Regions from separate parts of the Homo sapiens genome. Here region 1 is linked to region 2. Evidence: read pairs that join two places in POLR2A ChIA-PET (ENCODE). Cell type or tissue: GM12878. All regions are shown on one strand. Links, peaks and the distances in the headings refer to the core of each region. The heading gives the core; the rest is flanking DNA. Region 1 overlaps PANK1 (pantothenate kinase 1). Region 2 has its middle 14 kb from the start of IFIT1B.

Region 1 (5,385 bases), core at 254-5,253, 240 kb before region 2:
TGCCTATTAATACAATATCCATTCTGCAGCCCATAAATCAAGGAATAATTACAAGTTTCTAGTTTTATTATTTAAGGAATACTTTTTTTTTTTAAAGAAATACTTTTCATAGGCCATAGCTGCCATAGATTACAATTCCTTTGATGGATCTGGGTAAAATCAATTAGAAACCTCTGGAAAAGATTCACTATTCTAGATGCCATTAAGAACATTTCAGATTCAAGTTGGGGGAATAAAATAGCTTTAGGAGGAGTTTGGAAGAAGTGAATTTCAGCCTCATGGACAGAGTTCAAGATGTCAGTGAAGAAAGTAACCGCAGATATGGTAGAACTAGCCAGAGAACTAGAATCAGAAGTAGATCCTGAAGATATGAGTGAATTGCTACAATCTCATGATAAAACTTGAAAGAATGAAGAGTTACCTCTTATGGATGGGCAAAGAAAATGGTTTCTTGAGATGGAATCTCCTTCTGGTGAAGATGCTGTGAACGTTGTTGAAATGACAACAAAGGATTTAGAATATTACATAAACTTAGTTGATAAAGCAGTGGCAGAGTTTGAGAGGATGGACTCCAATTTTGAAAGAAGTTCTATGGTGGGTAAAATGCTATGAAACAGCATTCCATGCTGTGGAGAAATCTTTTGTGAAAAGAAGAGTCAACCAATGCGGCAAACTTCATTTTTGTTTATTTTAAGAACTTTTCCACAGCCACCCCAACCCTCAGCAAACCCTGCTTTGATTAGTCAGCAGCTCTCAACATTGAGGGGAGACCCTCCACCAGCAAAAAGATTACTAATCTGAAGGCTCAGATGATTCGCATTTTTTAGCAATAAATATATTTTAAAATTCAGGTATGTCCTTTTTTTTTTTTTTTAGACATAATGCTAGGCTGGGCTTGGTGGCTCACACCTGTAATCCCAGCACTTTGGGAGGCCGAGGTGGGCAAATCACAAGGTCAGGAGATCGAGACCATCCTGGCTAACATGGTGAAACCCCGTCTCTACTAAAAAATACAAAAAAATAGCCAGGTGTGGTGGCAGGCACCTGTAGTCCCAGCTACTCGGGAGGCTGAAGCAGGAGAATGGCATGAACCTGGGAGACGGAGCTTGCAGCGAGCCGAGATACTGCCACTGCACTCCAGTCTGGGAGACAGAGAAAGACTCTGTCTCAAAAAAGACATAATGCTATTGCACACTTGATAGACTACAGTATAGTGTAAACAACTTTTTTTTTTTTTTTTTTTTTGAGACGGAGTTTCAGTCTGTGCCCAGGCTGGAGTGCAGTGATGCGATCTCGGCTCACTGCAACACCTGCCTCCTGGGTTCAGGCGATTCTCCTACCCCAGCCTCCCAAGTAGCTGGAATTACAGACACATCGTGACCATGCCTGGCTAATTTTTGTATTTTTAGTAGAAACGAGGGTCTTACCATGTTGGCCAGGCTGGTCTCAAGCTCCTGACCTCAAGTGATCCGCCTGCCTAGGCCTCCCAAAGTGCTGGGATTACAGGCATAAGCCACCGCCCCGTCAGTGTAAACAACTTTTATATGCACTAAGAAACCAAAATACTCATGTGACTTGCTTTATTGCAATATTCACTTTACTGAGGTGGTCTGGAAATCAACCTGCAACATCTTGGAAGTATGCATGTAGACACTTGTGAGTTTTGTCCAGTCCAAAGCTAACATTGATTAGAAGTCAGAAGTAACTCTTTTAGTTACTTTAAAAGTAAAAAAATTACCTACCCTTTGAACAAATAGGATATAACAACAGTCTTATTCGGTTGACATTAAATTTAGGGCAACAGAAAGAGGTTTCTGATTGCTTTCATCACTTTTTTTCAATGTGTGAGGACTTAAGAATTGGCTTTTCTTATGCCAGAAATCTCCAAGGGACCAGTCTTAAAAAGCATATAATGATGGAAAAGCATCAGGAGCGGGTAGGACACCTATGAATCTGTGGAATGTCTAAACCTAAGAGCATCATTTAGGAACACCTGTTACCTTGGTCCCTATTATTAATCTGAGGACTGATTTGTGATATTGCAGGAGCATAAGATTTGGTAGACACTATCATTCTCAATTTCATTCTTGCTTGAGACTTTGACCACTCATAGATGGCCCCTTTCGTCATTTGATGGAGGGTGGAAAAAGCTATCTGGGGTTGGGGCCCAGCAGCCTGCATTTTAACCAACCCTCCAGGTGATTCTGATGCACTTAAAGTTTGAGAACCCCACTGTACCCCTACTTACTTAAGTAACTTTGGTATTAGAAATAACATTGCTAGTTTTTCAGAGTTGTAGTTGGAAAATTTTCTCTACTTTACCTCTTCCCCTACTTGTTAGTCTTAGGAACAGGAGTAGGTAACTTAACCCACTGACCCACAGTGATGCATTTTATCTGCAAAATAGGTAATAGTGATAGCTTCCTTGCTTAAAGTCCCACAGCCAGGATCTATACAGTCTTTGATTAGCTTCCATTATTTACAGAGTTTGAGTCTTAGGACAAGCTTTGTTTTGTTGTTTTTAAGTTTGAGGAGTGGCTTAAATTTAACCTAATAATTTAGGAATTGGCAGAACTGATACTCTCCAAAAGTGCTAAGGAGAGTTACAAGCAGAGGGATGCTACAGCCAGCACCTACTGGGTTAAAAGAGTCCATGTATGCATCTCTTCCCAATTATGTGTTTATTGACATCACATTGGTAGCTTGAAATTGGTCATGGTCGGGGGTGATTATACGATGGAAATTAGTAAATGCTATAAACTAGGGCTTTTAGTTTCAGAGAGCTGGTTGTTAAACATTTACCAGCATATCTTAGTTACAAAGTATGTTCAAATGACCTGAAGCTTCATTTGCATATTTGCTGGATCTAGCAGTTCAGATTTCTGATCATTTAAGGCTCATTATAGGATCAGCATTAGGATATATATAGATAAAATTGGTAATATGGGAATCAGATTCAGCCCACAGACATGTTTTGTTGGTCTGCAATGTATTTTTTTAATGTTAAATTACCTGTCAGCCCTTAAAAATTGGAAGATTTAACATAAAAATTTGGATTTCTGGCTCTTGAAAAATAGGGTCATCTGGTAACACTGGGCCCTCAACATCACATGGCAACAGTGGACAGCAGGTGAATTTTAAATATATGCAGGTTGACTTGTTTGCTACAGTCCTTATCATTCTGTGACTCTACATCTAGTCAAGGCCTTTGCTCCTTTGTTTTCTTACAGTCTCCTTTAAGCATTTGAGTCTGTGGCCCTTGATGTAAAGGAAACTAAGCCCCGAGAAAGAGTGTTTCTCACTAGCTGAAATCTCAACATGCTGTTTTAAGCTTTCCACAAAGTTCATTCAGTTGTACTAATGGACTGCAAAGTCTGATAATTAATTCCCAACTTGTCCTGAATTTCAGATGTCCTGTTTGAAAAATCCAAGTAGCAGTATGACTCACTGCCTGCATTTGGGACCCTGTCATTTTTCCCAGATGGTGAAGACTTTTGAGGGAGGTCTCTGTAGGGCTCAGTGAAAGTGACACATATTTTTGTTTCCCTGTCTGGGGATGCATGACCTCAAGCTTCAGAGATATCCACCCCTCAGTGAAATGTGTAGAAGAGATGTTTGCTGCTAGCACTTTGTTAGAAAATAATTTTTAGGGAAAAGGTGAAATAATGATGTTTCTTTTCTAGTACGTACGTAGATTATTTGCCTTGGCAGGTTTTTCTTTTTTCCTAGTATAGTTTCAGGAGGTCCAGCAGGACAGACTTTGTGTTTGTTATGTTGGCTCTGGAATTGGCTGTCAATATTGTTGATGAACCTCTGATTAATTTTTAAGCAGTTAACCTATACTTCCAAGACTGGCTGATGAAATTGCTACTTTTCAGTTTGGGGTGATCCAAGAGATAATAACTCCCTGTTCCACATAATAAATGTTTATTAAGCAATTATTATGTGCAGGCCTTTGAGCATAGTGCTAAGGGGCAGCAAGAGACCTAGAAAACAAGCCAGAATGTGACCTGTGCTGTAAGTGCAATGGAAGGCTGTGGAATCAGGGAGAACAGAGGAAATAGTGTTTACACTGCTATGCCCTGCTATAGTCTTTCAGGTCTCCAGATAGTTTTATACCTGTAATTTTGCTTCTTAAAACATGTATAATTACATACATCTCATACAGAAGTTTCACTTGGTAAAAAAAGAAATGTTTAGAACCATTTATGAGGTAGATTTACTTAGCACCATGGGTCATTTAGAATGTTTATTTCAAGAATAATCAAGAATACATCCACTATCTGGTTGGTAACCTATTCTAACTAATTCCGTTCTGCAGGTATACAATCAGAGGATTTTGTTAAATAAGAAATTCAAATGAGTAATGTGAAGTCAAAAATGTTGTCAAATAGGAAATTCAAATGAGTAACATGAAGTCAAAAATTTTGTTTTAGCTCTTTTTTTGTTTGTTTGTTTAGACAGAATCTCAATCTGTTGTCCAGGCTGGAGTGCAGTGACACGACCATGGCTCGCTGCAGCCTTGACTTCCCAAGCCTGAGTGATCCTCCCACCTCAGCCTCCCAAGCAGCTAGGACCAGCAGCATGTACCCCACACCAGGCTTTTTTTTTTTTTTTTTTTTTTTTTTAAGAGATGGGTCTCCGTATATTGCCCAGGTTGGTCTCAAAATCCGTGGCTCAAGTGATCCTCTCACCTCGGCGCCCCAAAATGCTGGAATTACAGGTGTGAACTACCACACCCCAGCCCGTTTTACCTCTTAACTTTTATAATGAAGATAATATCTTTTTGACAAAATATCTGAGTCTAGTACTTGTGTAGGCTGTTTCCAGACTCCAGAAGCAGTACCCATTATGACAATGAAGACACGAGAAGTACAGCAAGTCATTGGGAGATATTTGCTAGTTGTGTCACTTAGGGAAAGTTATTTAAGTTCTGTGAATCTTAACCATAGAATAAGGTTGATAGTACCAACTTTTAGGGTTTTAGGGAGAATTAAATAATCTGGTACAAGGGTTTAGCATGTAGTAAACAGTAAATACTTGCTATTATATTTTTAAAGAGATTTTTTAAAAATTTATATTGGGTCTCTTAAATTATCTTCATTTGTTCAGTTTCATGTTGGTGATTGTTAGATTTTTTTCTTTCTTTGGTCCATGGAAAATGATGTTTCCAGATCTCTGGGCCAGTAGTAATATATTTGAGGATCATAAATTAAACTTTTGAGAAGGCAAAATGGCTACCAGACCCTAAGCCTAGCCCTCAGCCAGGTCATTCCCCTTTACCTTTTTGCCCCTGTACATTTTTGTCTCACAGGAACATAATAGGGCACTTGGGGACCACCCCAGACATTAATAAAAGAGCCAACATTTTTTGAATGCTTTGTA
Region 2 (5,385 bases), core at 273-5,272:
CCCTAAGAAGGACATGAGCTCATCCTTTTTTATGGCTGCATAGTATTCCATGGTGTATATGTGCCACATTTTCTTAATCCAGTCTATCATTGATGGACATTTGGATTGGTTCCAAGTCTTTGCTATTGTGAATAGTGCTGCAATAAACATACGTGTGCATGTGTCTTTATAGCAGCATGATTTATAATCCTTTGGGTATATACCCAGTAATGGGATGGCTGGGTCAAATGGTATTTCTAGTTCTAGATCCTTGAGGAATGGCCACACTGACTTCCACAGTGGTTGAACTGGTTTACAGTCCCACCAACAGTGTAAAAGTGTTCCTATTTCTCTACATCCTCTCCAGCACCTGTTGTTTCCTGACTTTTTAATGATGGCCATTCTAACTGGTGTGAGATAGTATCTCACTGTGGTTTTGATTTGCATTTCTCTGATGGCCAGTGATGATGAGCATTTTTTCATGTGTCTGTTGGCTGCATAAATGTCTTCTTTTGAGAAGTGTCTGTTTTTTTCTTGTAAATTTGTGAAAAAATTTTTTCTTATAAATTTGTAAAAAGTTCTGGCCAGGGCAATCAGGCAGGAGAAAGAAATAAAGGATATTCAATTAGGAAAAGAGGAAGTCAAATTGTCCCTGTTTGCAGATGACATGATTGTATATTTAGAAAACCCCATGGTCTCAGCCCAAAAGCTCCTTAAGCTGATAAGCAACTTCAGCAAAGTCTCAGGATACAAAATCAATGTGCAAAAATCACAAGCATTCCTATACACCAATAACAGACAGAGAGCCAAATCATGAGTGAACTCCCATTCACAACTGCTTCAAAGAGAATAAAATACCCAGGAATCCAACTTACAAGGGATGTGAAGGACCTCTTCAAGCAGAACTACAAACCAATGCTCAACGAAATAAAAGAGGACACAAACAAATGGAAAAACATTCCATGCTCATGGGTAGGAAGAATCAATATCGTGAAAATGACCATACTGCCCAAGGTAATTTATAGATTCAATGCCATCCCCATCAAGCTACCAATGACTTTCTTCACAGAATTGGAAGAAACTACTTTAAAGTTCATATGGAACCAAAAAAGAGCCCGCATTGCCAAGACAATCCTAAGCCAAAAGAACAAAGCTGGAGGCTTCATGCTACCTGACTTCAAACTATACTACAAGGCTACAGTAACCAAAACAGCATGGTACTTTTACCAAAACAGAGATGTACACCAATGGAACAGAACAGAGCCCTCAGAAATAATACCACACATCTACAACCATCTGATCTTTGACAAACCTGACAAAAACAAGCAATGGGGAAAGGATTCCCTATTTAATAAATGGTGCTGGGAAAACTGGCTAGCCATATGTAGAAAGCTGAAACTGGATCCCTTCCTTACACCTTATACAAAAATTAATTCAAGATGGATTAAAGATTTAAATGTTAGACCTAAAACCATAAAAACCCTAGAAGAAAACCTAGGCAATACCATTCAGGACATACGCATGGGCAAGGATTTCATGTCTAAAACTCCAGAAACAATGGCAACAAAAGCCAAAATTGACAAATGGGATCTAATTAAACTAAAGAGCTTCTGCACAGCAAAAGAAACTACCATCAGAGTGAACAGGCAACCTACAGAATGGGAGAAAAGTTTTGCAAGTACTCATCTGACAAAGGGCTAATACCCAGAATCTACAAAGAACTCAAACAAATTTACAAGATCTCTGTCTTTAGATTTTATCTTTAGCTGTGTTCCAGAAGGAAAGTCAAATCTGCCCCTACACAGAGGTCTGTAGTGGTATTAGGTAAGGAATTCAAGGAGAGGCCAGGAGAGCTCCTTGGAAACCCCATGCACTGGTAATGTTCTTTTGAATAAAACTAATAAATCTCCTCACCAAAATTAGAAAGGAATTCTACACCCATGTCAGCTACATGAAGGGCTCCATATCCTTTCCCAGCCCTTAAATATCTGTGAAATTTGTCAACACTCTCCAATTCTGTGCAATTCATGGAAGGCTAAATGCTTCCTTGATGTGTGTCTTTTATTTGTAGGTAGATGTTATGGCTTCTTCTGCCTCTTATTTCTGCACAGACAGTTTTAGTTTTCTTGCTTCCCACACAGACATGTAAATTCACAGCTTCTTAGAGGTTGCAACAATTTAAAACTCTACTCACAAATTTGTTATCTTGGTTAATTTTACTATAGATTTTTGGATACAGAGAAAGAGCAAAGAGTATATTACACACTACCTAGCACTACTTGTGCATCTCAAATAGGGGGACTTTTTTCACTTTCTCTTTTTGTGATGCAACTTAACTTCCCTTAGGTCAGAATGACTAATTATATATATACTATATATATACATATATATTATATGTATACATATATATGAATACTTTAGAACTATTTCGCTTTCAAGGACTGAGAACTTTCTTAAACAAAGGATTGGATTTGTTATAAAGCTATAATAATTTATATTATAAGGTATCTCAATAGTCTGAAAGTATAGGAGAGAGATGGGCCTTAAGAAGTGAAAATGGAGCTGAGATACTGTGGTGCACACAAGAATCTTTTCTCTCTTTCTGCCCATGTGCTTTGTTTGTAGATCTTCTTGTGGGTCAACATCTTTGCCCATATGAAAAAGTTGACTTCCTGTACTCCCTGAATATAAATCTCCTTTGAACAGCTGACCTAGTAGACTGAAAATGGAAGTTGTCAATTCCAATTGCAAATTCTCAGAAGTCTGATTGGTCTGGCAGGTGCCAGGTACCTAACACAAGACATATCAAGAGTGACAAAGGGGTGCAGTGATAAAGGAGAAGTGCTGATATTGCTGCCACAACCACGTGGATAGGTGTTCATTAGCCAAAAAGTGGGAGTTGAGCTGATGATGCGATGTGTGCCACCAAACAGTTTTATGTTGCTTCCTGTCATGCCTTTTTGAAAGCAGCGATCAGGGAAGATTTATCTGATATTTAGATTTAGATATGATAACATTTAACATCTCAAAAGACAGGGTTCAGGCCAGTAGCCCGTCTCAGGCTGTCTCATAGGACAGCACAGCTTCACTTTCTTTTCCCCTTTCAATGTGTGAAGGAGCACAATGAGATTCAAACTCTCCTCATCAGATTTAAGCAAATGAACTTGCCTGTTAGCCAATTCAGTAAAGCACTAAAATTTTTTTCCTCTAGCACTTGACTGAATTTCTATATTTAGCCACACCCGCCCCCCCTCGCTTTTTTTTTTTTTTTTTTGATGGAGTCTGGCTCTGTTGCCCAGGCTGGAGTACAGTGGCATGATCTTAGCTCACTGCAAGCTCCGCCTCTCGGGTTCACGCCATTCTCCTGCCTCAGCCTCCCGAGTAGCTGGGACAACAGGTGCCTGCCACCACACCTGGCTAATTTTTTGTATTTTTAGTAGAGACAGGGTTTCACCGTGTTAGCCAGGATGATCTCCATCTCCTCACCTTGTGATCCTCCCATCTTGGCCTCCCAAAGTGCTGGGATTACAGGCGAGAGCCACCGCGCCCAGCCCAGCTCTTTTTAATATTAGTCAATTGTGTTAGCTTCAGACTTCCCATGACATTCCTGAAAGGGGCCATAACGATAATAAATCTCTTGCAACAGCTTTTATTAATATCATGCAGGCTGAGTGCTTTCTGGTAAATGTCCTCAACTTTTTGGTGTTCACCTCCCTCTGCATACCTGTTGGCTAGGTCCACATAAACCATTGCAAATGTGGGCCTTTGCTCTACAGCAAATTCAACATGAGATATAACTAATCTTATTATTTTGTCTACAGTTTCTCTATCCTGCCTTTAGCTTTTTTTGTCTGTTTCCTGCAGCAAAGCCCTATCTGGTGATGCAGGAAGGCAGAAGTGGGTGTTCCCTGCAAGGCCATTTTTAAGAGCAGAAGAGCTTTATCTATATTGCCTCTTCTTTGATAAAACTGGGCTGCATATAGAAAAACATAGGTCTGTGAAGACATACTGATTAGAGCTTTTTCAGTGTGCTTTTCTCCTTCAGCTTCCTGTCCTTCATCCTGAAGCTTCAGGGCAAGGATAACCTTAATGTGTGCATCTTTTGGATTTAGACTGACAGCCCATTTTAGGGGGTGCAGAGAAAATGTCTCATTACTGTCTGTTGTGTTAAAACCGTCCAGGCAATAGGCAGTGATGACATACCCAGTGCTGAATTCAGGATTTTCAGGGCCCACCTCTAGAGCCTTTTCAAAGCAGGCCTTGGCCTGTTCATAATTCTTTCCTCCACACTTCGCCAAGGCCCATCCTTCCTCACAGTTCATCTCAGGACACTCCATTCTATAGCGGGAAGCATTTGCAAACTTCTTGCAAATGTTCTCTACCTTATCCAGGTAAGTCTGGGCTTCTGCCAGTCTGCCTATGTGGTGATACGCCCAGGCAAATTTGCCCCAGCCCAGGCAAAGTTGCCCCAGGTCACCTGCCCATGTGATGATACTGGTCACTCATGTCTGCTTGGTTGGTGTGTTCTCATTCAACTTCTTTCTCTAGTGCTTTCTCATTCTGGCCCTTCCAGTGTTTCACATAAGCTAGTATGTTGTGCATTCCCACACTGTACTTTGTGTCCACGAACTGGATCTCTTCCAAGACCCTGTTTTCTAAATCAGAAATTTCAAGGGCTTCAATTAGCAACCCCCATGTAAAGTGACATCTCAACTGCTCAAGCCTATCTTTGACTCCATGATAATCAGCATTTTTACTGTGAAAATAAACAGGAAGTATTTGCGTGATTTTCTGATGGAAATGGAATGCTATCTAATGAAAAGATAGGTAGAAACATTGTTAAATAGTTGGGCACAGTGGCTCACACCTGCAATCCTAGTACTTTGGGAGGCCAAGGTGGGCAGATAGCTTAAGCTTAGGAGTTCAAGATCTGCCTGGGCAACATGGCAAAACTCTAGCTCTACAAAAAATGCAAAAAAAATTTATCTGGGCATGGTGGCACACACCTGTAGTCCCAGCTACTCAGGGAGGCTGAGGTAGGAGGATTGCTTGAGCCCAGGAGGTTGAGGCTGCAGTGAGCTGTGATCATACCACTGCCCTCCAGCCAGGGTGACACACACAATGAGATCCTGTCTCAAAAAAAAAAAAAAAAAAAAAAAAAAAAAAAAAAAAAGGCAGGTGGAGGGTGGGGGGTGGATTTTTTTTTCCCCATAGCTGTTTTCCAGGAGCATAAGGCTTAGGTAAAGCTTAACATTGTCAACGTCATTCCATATTGCCAAGTGTTTGGTGCTGTCCCTGCAATATCCTAAGGAGGAACCATACTAGGCTGTGAAGCCTTAGTTAAAAATTATCAACATCATGATATCAGCAAATGCATTTTGTCTGCTTGAATACTGGCTGAAAGGG

The links. ChIA-PET counts read pairs that join two places held together with the same protein. Peaks named below come from ENCODE experiments on the same cell type or tissue, not always from the same donor. Only the 100,000 strongest peaks of a DNase experiment are listed, where the experiment ranks them.
Region 1: POLR2A ChIA-PET joins it to region 2 with 6 read pairs; 2 of 35 experiments call an interaction of 5 or more read pairs at or near these places.

What each region holds. Positions count from the first base shown.
Region 1 is chr10:89,600,553-89,605,937 of GRCh38, reverse strand. All of the region lies in intron 2 of PANK1 (pantothenate kinase 1), which reads left to right. Among named protein-coding and RNA genes, the nearest start is that of MIR107, 10 kb to the right of the region's middle. In GM12878, for the core only: no CTCF peak of the experiment used is centred there; no DNase peak of the experiment used is centred there.
Region 2 is chr10:89,361,643-89,367,027 of GRCh38, reverse strand. It overlaps a transcript of LIPA not described here and the pseudogene IFIT6P. Among named protein-coding and RNA genes, the nearest start is that of IFIT1B, 14 kb to the left of the region's middle. In GM12878, for the core only: no CTCF peak of the experiment used is centred there; a DNase peak (open chromatin) is centred at 2,751; H3K27ac peaks cover 600 bases.